Regions from separate parts of the Homo sapiens genome. Here region 1 is linked to region 2. A link is a contact called in ENCODE Hi-C data. All regions are on one chromosome and are shown on one strand. The core of a region is the stretch at or near the end of the contact, and the rest is flanking DNA. Distances in the headings are between cores, read along the strand shown.

Region 1 (4,219 bases), core at 485-2,984, 4.1 Mb before region 2:
ACGTTTCTTTTCTTTTCTTTCTTTCTTTTCTTTTTTTTTTTTGAGACGGAGTTTCACTCTTATTGCCCTGGCTGGAGTGCAATGGCACAGTCTCAGCTCACTGCAACCTCCGCCTCCTGAATTCAAGCGATTCTCTTGCCTCAGCCTTCCGAGTAGCTGAGACTACAGGCACCTGCCACCACGCCTGGCTAATTTTTGTATTTTTAGTAAAGACGGGGTTTCACCATGTTGACCAAGCTGGTCTTGAAGTCCTGACCTCAGGTGATCAGCCTGCCTTGGCCTCCCAAAGTGCTGGGATTACAGGCGTGAGCCACTGTGCCCAGTCTGAGCCCAGTCTACATTTCTAAGGGCTCCTAGGTAATGTGGTGCTGCTGGTTCGTGGACCACACTTGGAGAGGTGAGGCCCTAGAGCAGCTGTCCAGTAGAACTTTCTGTGATGGTGGAAGTGCTCTAACTCTGCGCTGTGTCATACATCGCCACTGGCTGCAGGTGCTATGGAGCACCTGAAACATGGCTACTGCAACAGAGAAATACATTTTAATTTTAGTTCATTTAAATTAATTTGAATTTAGCCACATGCACATAGTGGCCTCCATACTGGATAGTGCAACATCCATCATGAGTGGGGGCTCAGGCTTGTCATTCAAGAGCCAAAATACCATGGTAGGTTAAAGCAAGACTATATAGGGTAACAAATTTTTGGAGTCATTAGAGATAGTATATTCAACACTGCTGTTTTACATATAAGGAAACTGGCCAGAGAGGCAAAGTGACTTGTTGCAGAGCCACAGAGCTGTTCCTGGCAGAGGGAAGGCTTCAGGTTCAAGGACAGCATTCTCCCTACCATGCCACATTTTGTTCTAGGCCCACTGACCTTCAAAAGAAAAATGTACATTTCCAATTTTGGGAAATCCAAGCTGGGTGTGGTGACATGTGCCTGTAGTTCCAGGTGCCCAAAAAGCTGAGCTGGGAGGATCATTTGAGCCTGGGAGGTTGAGGCTGCAATGAGCCGTGATTGCACCACTGCACTCCAGCTTGGGCGACAGAAGGAGACCTTGTCTCTAAAAAAAAATAATAATAAAAAAAAATAAAAGAAAGAAAATCCTCTATAAACAAAATGTAGCTGTTGGTAATAGTCAAATGCTATTTATTACTTTATACAACGTTTGAGGCAGTTAACCAGGTTTAAATGTTATCCAATTTCCTGAGGGAATTAACTGATTTTTGGCTACATTTGCAAGACCTGCATCACACGAAAAGAATCATCCCTTTTTATGGGATGTTTTGCAACACGAAGTTCTCTGGCAAAACCAAATTAAGACCAACCCCTGTTCAGGCCTCCCTGGTGTGTAGCTGGTGTCTTACCACATGGACTTCAGTGGGTACAGGTGTGCAAAGCAGTGATGGTACTCAGACAGACAACTGAACAGGTTGTTCTGTATCACACTGGAATGAAGGATTTACTTGATCTTTGAAAACATTTTTTTTCTGGTTGTAAGGCAATATATGTACATTATATAGAACTTGAAAATTGCGGGGAAAATACTGTGTTAGTTATTTGTTGTTGTGTAACAGGTTATCTCCAAAACCCAGCAGCTTAAAATATCAAACATCTGTTATCTCACTATCACTGAGAGCAGCTCAGCCAGGTGGTTCTTTTCTTCCTCTTTTATGGTCTCGTCTGAAATATGCTGGGTAGTTCTGACTCAGGGAGTCTCAAGAGGTTGCAGTCCAGATGTTGTCAGGGCTATTCTCATGTGAAGCCTTGGCAGGTTGCAGGATCTGCTGCTTTTTCAGCGTTGTGATCATAGCTCACTGCTGCCTTGAACTCCTGGGCTCAAGTAATTCTCTAGCCTCAGCCTCCCAACTAGCTGGGACTACAGATGGATTGCATCAGTGGCCTGCTAGGGTCTGGTTCTAAGCTCACTCATGTGGCTGTTGGCAGGAGGCCATGGCTGGGCCCCTCTATAGTGCTTCTCAGGACAAAATTTCCCTTAAGAATAAATGATGTGAGAGAAAGAGCAAGAGAGACAGTGTCCAAGATGGAAACTACAGCCCTTTATATAGCCTCAGTGGGGAGTGACGAACCTTCACTTCTGCTGTATTCTATAGGTCACCCAAACTCGCCCTGTTACAGAGTGGGAGAGGGCCACACAAAGGTCATGAGTACCAGAGGTGGGGTCGAAAATAAAACTCACCTGCAACCTCACTCTCCATAAACAATCACCGTGACATTATGAGGTGATTCCATATACATCTATTTACATGTACAGATTTTTTTCTGACTCTTACTTCATATGTTATTGTCCATATTTCCCCTCTATCTCCCTTTTCAGATGGAAATCCAGCTTTATTTAACCTCCTTTCCCTGAGGAAGAGGTACATTCAATGTTTATTATTATTATTATTACTTTGAGACAAAGACTTGCTCTGTCGCCCAGGCTGGAGTGCAGTGGTGTGATCTCGGCTCACTGCAACCTCCGCCTCCCGGGTTTAAGCAATTTTCGTGCTTCAGCCTCCTGAGTAGCTGGGACTATGAGCACGCATCACCACACCCGGCTAATTTTTGAAATTTTTTTTTTTTTTTTAGTAGAGACGGGGTTTCACCAGGTTGTCCAGGCTGGTTTCTGGTTTCCATGTTGCTGGTATCCCCTTATTCGATTATTTCAGCAAGGCTGATGTACTTCTTCCTCTTGAAAAACTTAAACTCATTCAAGAGTATGTGTTCTGAGGGGCAGGTGGGAGAGAAGGAAGAAGGCAGAAAGGAGAGGTGAGAATGGGGGGTGGGTGGTGTGGCAAGACTTCCGGGGTGACGCTGCAGAGGGTGCCTCTGAGGAATCGAGTCTCCGGGCCCACCAAGATTGATTCGTGTACCCCAGCCAGATGGGGGGCTTCCACGGACTGTGTGGAGTGGAAGAAGGCTGTATCCATGGACTCAAAAATCACAGGAGAATGCCAGTGTTTTGCAGCTATGGACGAGAGACCCCAGCACAACCATGGCAGTGGGAAACCCTAAAAATAACTGGGGACAAATTTTTATCAGGATGAATGAGAGCTCAGAGGCAGGACTAAGTTGATTAAAAGGAAATAAAGGAATCAAATATGTCTTGCCCATATAGTTTGTGGACTTATTCATACCTGCTACACACACACACACACACACACACACACACACACACACAACATTCTTTTCAAACTGTCATTTGTAGTCTTATTTTTGTATCTACCTTTTTTTCACTTCGTTTATGTAATGGACATGATGTAATGTCATTATCTGTACTTCCCAACCGTGTCCACAAAGTATTTTGTCATTTAGATTGCCACACATCACAATACGTCTGGCTTCACCTTCTGGGAGCAAGAAGCCAGGTTGCATTCCTTTTACTACCTAGAGATCCCACGCCCTGTGAACATCTCTGGAGAAACCTTCTCTTCCCTCCCAGGGAGCCCTTGGCCTTCATACTCCTAAGTCCTCATCCCCAGATACCTGCTCAGCCCAGCAGGCCAGCCAGTGCTGGGAACTCTCACCTGGGGGCCGGAGAATAGGGACACTGCTCCTCCCTCAGGAGTCTGGGGCTTCCTGGCTGCCACCAGGTGTCACCAGCAGCTTGGCAGGTGGGTGCATTTCCTGTCCCCAGCCACAGCAGAGACTCAGGCTCTTTCCTTCACCCTAGAATGGAGCTATTGGTTACCATGTGCAAGTTTTGTAAGAATGAAAGGATAAAGAAAAAAAAAGATGAAAATTATTGCAGCAATCATTGAGGCTGGCCACTGCATATTCTTATTCTGCCCCCCTGGAAGCATGGTGAAATCGTACTTCCCCGCCTTCTGAATCAGTGTTGGAGGCCAAAGAAAAGCGAGTGGAAGTGACACAGGTCACTTCCCAGTGGCAGGCTCACCAACCAATTTGCAATTTGCCACATTTTCCTTCTTCCTGCCACTACTGCTGTCCCGGTTCCAGACGGCGCCACTCCATCCGCTAGGCTCCCTGAGTAAGGAGGACATGGAGGACAGTCCCTAGCCACCCCAAGAAGGGCATGTAGGATGGATACAAAATAAATCTTTGTGGTTCTAAGCACTGAGATTTTGGCGTCGTTTGTTACCACAGCATAACTTAACCTGCCAAGATTGGTTAAACTTCTTTTTTTCAAAGAGACAGGGTCTCACTTTGTTGCCCAGGGTGGTCTCAAACTCCTACGCTCAAAGGATCCACCTGCCT
Region 2 (4,325 bases), core at 852-3,351:
GCTGAAAGTGCCTCTAGGTGGTGGGGGGACAGGGCTGTCTTCGGGAGGGAAGGAAGGCAACAGGAATGGCCCACACCTCCACACCTCTGAAAGTGAGGACAGGCTTCTCCCCTGAGGTAGTGAATGAAGACTACCACCAGCCTTCAGGGGCTGCTCCTGACCGTCCTCCCTTAAGCAATTCCTGAATTTAATTTCAGGCTTACTATTCAGAACAGTTGCAGCTTTTCGGTATTTTTATTTGCCTGGTCCTTTGTGGAGGTTTTGTCTCTTCATTTGTATTTTTGTGTTTTACTGTAGTGGCCTAGTTTAAATTCTTTTCTGTCTTCCTTTTAATACTATAATCTCTTAGCCTACAAATTAAACAACCACATCCAATTGTGCCATCATCTGCCAGGTGGTGTGGGCTGGTTTTCTAACTCTTGTCCTACATGTGAGGGACAAATTCTGAATGCATGCCACTCTTAGTCTTCGCTATTCGCGACTATTCTCAATTAAGAAAAGGCTTATAAACGTGGAGACCCTTTAGTATCTCCTGACTTTATTCTGATTTCTTTTTTCTATGGATCTCCTCTGTGGAGATATTCTGGTTTCATAAATGAAAAACATTTATGGGTCAAGCTATGTAGCTTGATAAAAGATCCTACTACAATTTTAACAAATCAGGGGTTTTACCAAAATAATACCACTAGACCTCAACTTAAATAGCATTTTAACAAGACTGTGGCCTCTTTAACATTTGTTAAAATAGCTAGATATAGATTTTTAAAGTTATTTTTATTACATAATATTGAAGATATTATCAAAAGAAATAAACTTTGTTATAATTCTAAACTCATAGCAAAAATTATATAGATTTTGTGTATTATATAGATTATATAAGGACCTTGAAATAATGCACAAATGTCTTTCTAGATGCAAACACATTCTTCATATGACCATTATAATTTCTGAAAGAAAATCTGTATACATACATATGTATTATGTGGGAAAAAAAAGCCATCTACTGTGGCTATCATCGGATTATGAATGATTTCACATGTTTTCACTTTTTTTTTTTTTTTTTTTTTTTTTTGAGGTGGAATCTCACTCTCGTCCAGGCTGGAGTACAGTGGTGCCATCTCGGCTCACTGCAACCTCTGCGTCCTGGGTTCAATCAATTCTCCTGCCTCAGCCTCCTGAGTAGCTGGGATTACAGGCACATGCCACCATGTCCGTCTACTTTTTGTATTTTTAGTAGAGGTGGAGTTGCACCATGTTGGCCAGGCTGGTCTCAAGCTCCTGACCTCAGGTGATCCACCTCCCAAAGTGCTGGGATTACAGGCATGAGCCACCGCGCCCGGCCTGTTTTCACTTTTGTTTGTATTTTTTTGCTTCAGTAAAAAAGAGTTGAGAATAAGTAGAAAATAAGAAATATAGGCATCCTTCTGTATGTTGCAATGAAGGTCTTAATAGCAAAGAAACTGGCTTCTGGGACCAGCAGTATCAGCATCACCTGGGAACTTGTTAGAAATGCAAATTCTTGAGCCCACCCCAGACCTGCTAAATTAGAAACTCTGGGGGTAGGTCCAGCAATCTGCTTTAAGGAAACCTCAAGGTGACTCTGATGCATACTAAATTTGAAGACCACTGTTCTAAAGGATAGCACAAAACCAATTTGGCAAATGCTTAAGAGAGATCCAGTCTGGGAATAGATGTTTTGTTTTGTTCAATTTGGTCTCTGCCCCTTCCCTTCCTCAGCCAACCCGATTCATCTTGCTGCAATCAAACCTGTACCAGTGTTTCTCAACCCTGGCTGGGGAGCTCTTAAAAATGCCTGTGCCCAGGTGTCTCTCCAGGCCAATCTAATCACACCCTCTGTGGATGGGTCCCGGGCATCCAGGTGCTCCTGCTGTGCGCCAGGCTTGACAAATTCTGTTCTATATTCAGGTACTTTTGCGGTTGAAACAGATGATTGTTAACACCTGCCCTCAACTTCTTTCATTTATTTCCTGCAGACTCTGTGAAGCAGAACTCGGGCCTCTAGCGTCTGCTAGTCTAGATCTAAAGGTGTTTCCTGAGGGACAGTTTGGCCTGGCATGCAGGTACCTCTGCAGACCACAACAGTGCACCGAAAACACCCCCTCCCAGCACGCACACAAGTCTGGCTCCTCAGCCAAACATCAAACACCAACACTGCTGCCCATGCCAGATGCCAAGTGAGATAATGTGTGTTATACCCTTAGTGTGTTACAAAGAGAAAAGATTAATAAATGTTAGCTATCCTTATCTTCATTATCTAAATAAGGCATGTGGATCTCTTTTCATTTAAACTCACAAAATACCTGCTTAGAAGGCCTATCATGGTTGTTTCATCTTGAATTTTGTAACCATCAACTTTCATGTGAAGCCAGTGAGGGACCACTCACAGTCATGAGGGATGTTCTAAGCCAGCAGTTCTTAAAATGTGTATCACACGGGATCTTGTTAGAAATGTAAACTCTGGGCCCGGCACGGTGGCTCACGCCTGTAATCCCAGCACTTTGGGAGGCCGAGGCAGGCGGATCACGAGGTCAGGAGATTGAGACCATCCTGGCTAACACAGTGAAACCCCGTCTCTACTAAAAATACAAAAAATCAGCTGGGCGTGGTGGGCACCTGTAGTCCCAGCTACTCGGGAGGCTGAGGCAGGAGAATGGCGTGAACCCGGAAGGCGGAGCTTGCAGTGAGCCGAGATCACGCCACTGCACTCCAGCCTGGGTGACAGAGCAAGACTCCGTCTCAAAAAAAAGAAAAGAAAAGAAATGCAAACTCCGCTAGGCCTGGCGGCTTGTGCCTGTAATCCCAGTGCTTTAGGAGGCTAAGGTGGGAGAATTCTTCAGCTCAGGAGTTCAAGACCAGCCTGGGGAACATAGTGAGACCGCCCCCCACTGCCCCCACTCCACCACTTCCCTGCTCATAAATGAATGAGTAAAAAGAAATGCAAATTCTTTATTTTATTTATTGTTTTTGAGACAGGGTCTCACTCTGTTGCCCAGGCTGGAGTGCAGTAGCTCCATCTCGGCTCACTGCAGCCTCCATCTCCTGGGTTCAAGTGATTCTCCTGCCTCAGCCTCCCGAGTAGCTGGGATTACAGGCACCTGCCACCATGCCCAGCTGATTTTTGTATTTTTAGTAGAGGTGGGGTTTCACCATGTTGGCCAGGCTGATCTGGAACTCGTGGCCTCAAGCCATCCACCCGCCTCAGCCTCCCAAAGTGCTGGGACTACAGGTATGAGCCACCATGCCCAGCCAAGAAATGCAAATTCTTGAGGCCTACCTCAGTACTACTATATCAAAAACCCTGGAGGTGGTGCCCAGCCACCCATTTTCACAAGGCCCCCTGTGTTTCTGATGCATGCTCAGGTTTAAGAACTGCTGCTCTAAGCCTTCAGCCTCTCGAGCTTGTTGGAAATGCATGACCTCAGGCCCCACCCCAGATGACTGATTTAGAATCCCCAGGTCATTCAGATGCACATTAGAGCTTGAAAAGCACTGCTCTCGACTGTCCCCCACGGTCAGATTAGAATTAGAGCACCAGAAAGGGGTACTCTTAGATCAAAGCTTCTCGGCACCCCACAGAAATGCTGTCACAAGACAACAATTTAGGTGTAAGAAATCAACACATGAAAGACATTTCTGTATCTGTGAAAAAGAATTTTACTGCCATTCACCATCCCTGGATAAAGATTCTGTCAGCTTTCTTAGAGTTTAGAGCAAGCACGTGTGTCCTTTTTTAGAAAAGAAGGTGAAGTTATGAAACTCATGATACCTAAATTGCCAGGACACTTTCATTTTAGCTCAATTCTTTTTTTATTTTTTGAGATGGAGTCTCGCTCTATTGCCCAGGTTGGAGTGTAGTGGCGTGGTCTCGGCTCACTGCAACCTCCGCCTCCTGGGTTCAAGTGATTCTCCTGCCTCAGCTTCCCGAGTAGCTGGGATTACAGGTGCCCGCCACCATGCCTGGCTAATTTTTGTATTTTTAGTAGAGACAGGGTTTCACCATGTTGGCCAGGCTGGTTTTGAACTTCTGACCTCAAGTGATCTGCCTGCCTCGGCCTCCCAAAGTGCTAGGATTACAGACATGAGCTACGGCGCCCAGCATTTTAGCTCAATTCTAAGAAATATTCTTAGTCTAGGTTTTCTCATATAGCTCTCTCTTCTCTTGCTTAAAGTGATCTTTGCTTTCCATTCTTGTTTTAACAATCTATTATGGCTGCATTTTTTAAATAAGTAGCTTCAAATATTGTGTGAGAACATAAGGAGAAATATCTTTTCCTCACCCATCGCTAGGTTTACAGTGGAGAAAG

The links. A loop is a pair of places that touch in the nucleus more often than their neighbours do. Pooled maps may share reads with other maps.
Region 1: a map of OCI-LY7 shows a loop between it and region 2 (10-fold over the local background). The contact joins two enhancer-like sites. A Hi-C loop is called at or near these places in 1 of 168 maps with a recorded cell type or tissue (OCI-LY7), 2 of 37 single-sample maps with no recorded cell type and 2 of 50 pooled maps.

What each region holds. Positions count from the first base shown.
Region 1 is chr2:64,912,811-64,917,029 of GRCh38, reverse strand. The region is part of intron 1 of LINC02245 (long intergenic non-protein coding RNA 2245); the gene reads left to right. Among named protein-coding and RNA genes, the nearest start is that of LINC02245, 18 kb to the left of the region's middle. RefSeq lists enhancers at 356-545, 1,459-1,538. Within about 2 kb of position 1,734, at least 6 of the 41 ENCODE cell types and tissues checked have a DNase peak (open chromatin) inside an H3K27ac peak, as active enhancers do; they include OCI-LY7, where a contact is called at or near this core.
Region 2 is chr2:60,838,732-60,843,056 of GRCh38, reverse strand. No RefSeq gene overlaps it. Among named protein-coding and RNA genes, the nearest start is that of REL-DT, 40 kb to the left of the region's middle. RefSeq lists an enhancer at 1,569-1,988. Within about 2 kb of position 2,101, at least 5 of the 41 ENCODE cell types and tissues checked have a DNase peak (open chromatin) inside an H3K27ac peak, as active enhancers do; they include OCI-LY7, where a contact is called at or near this core.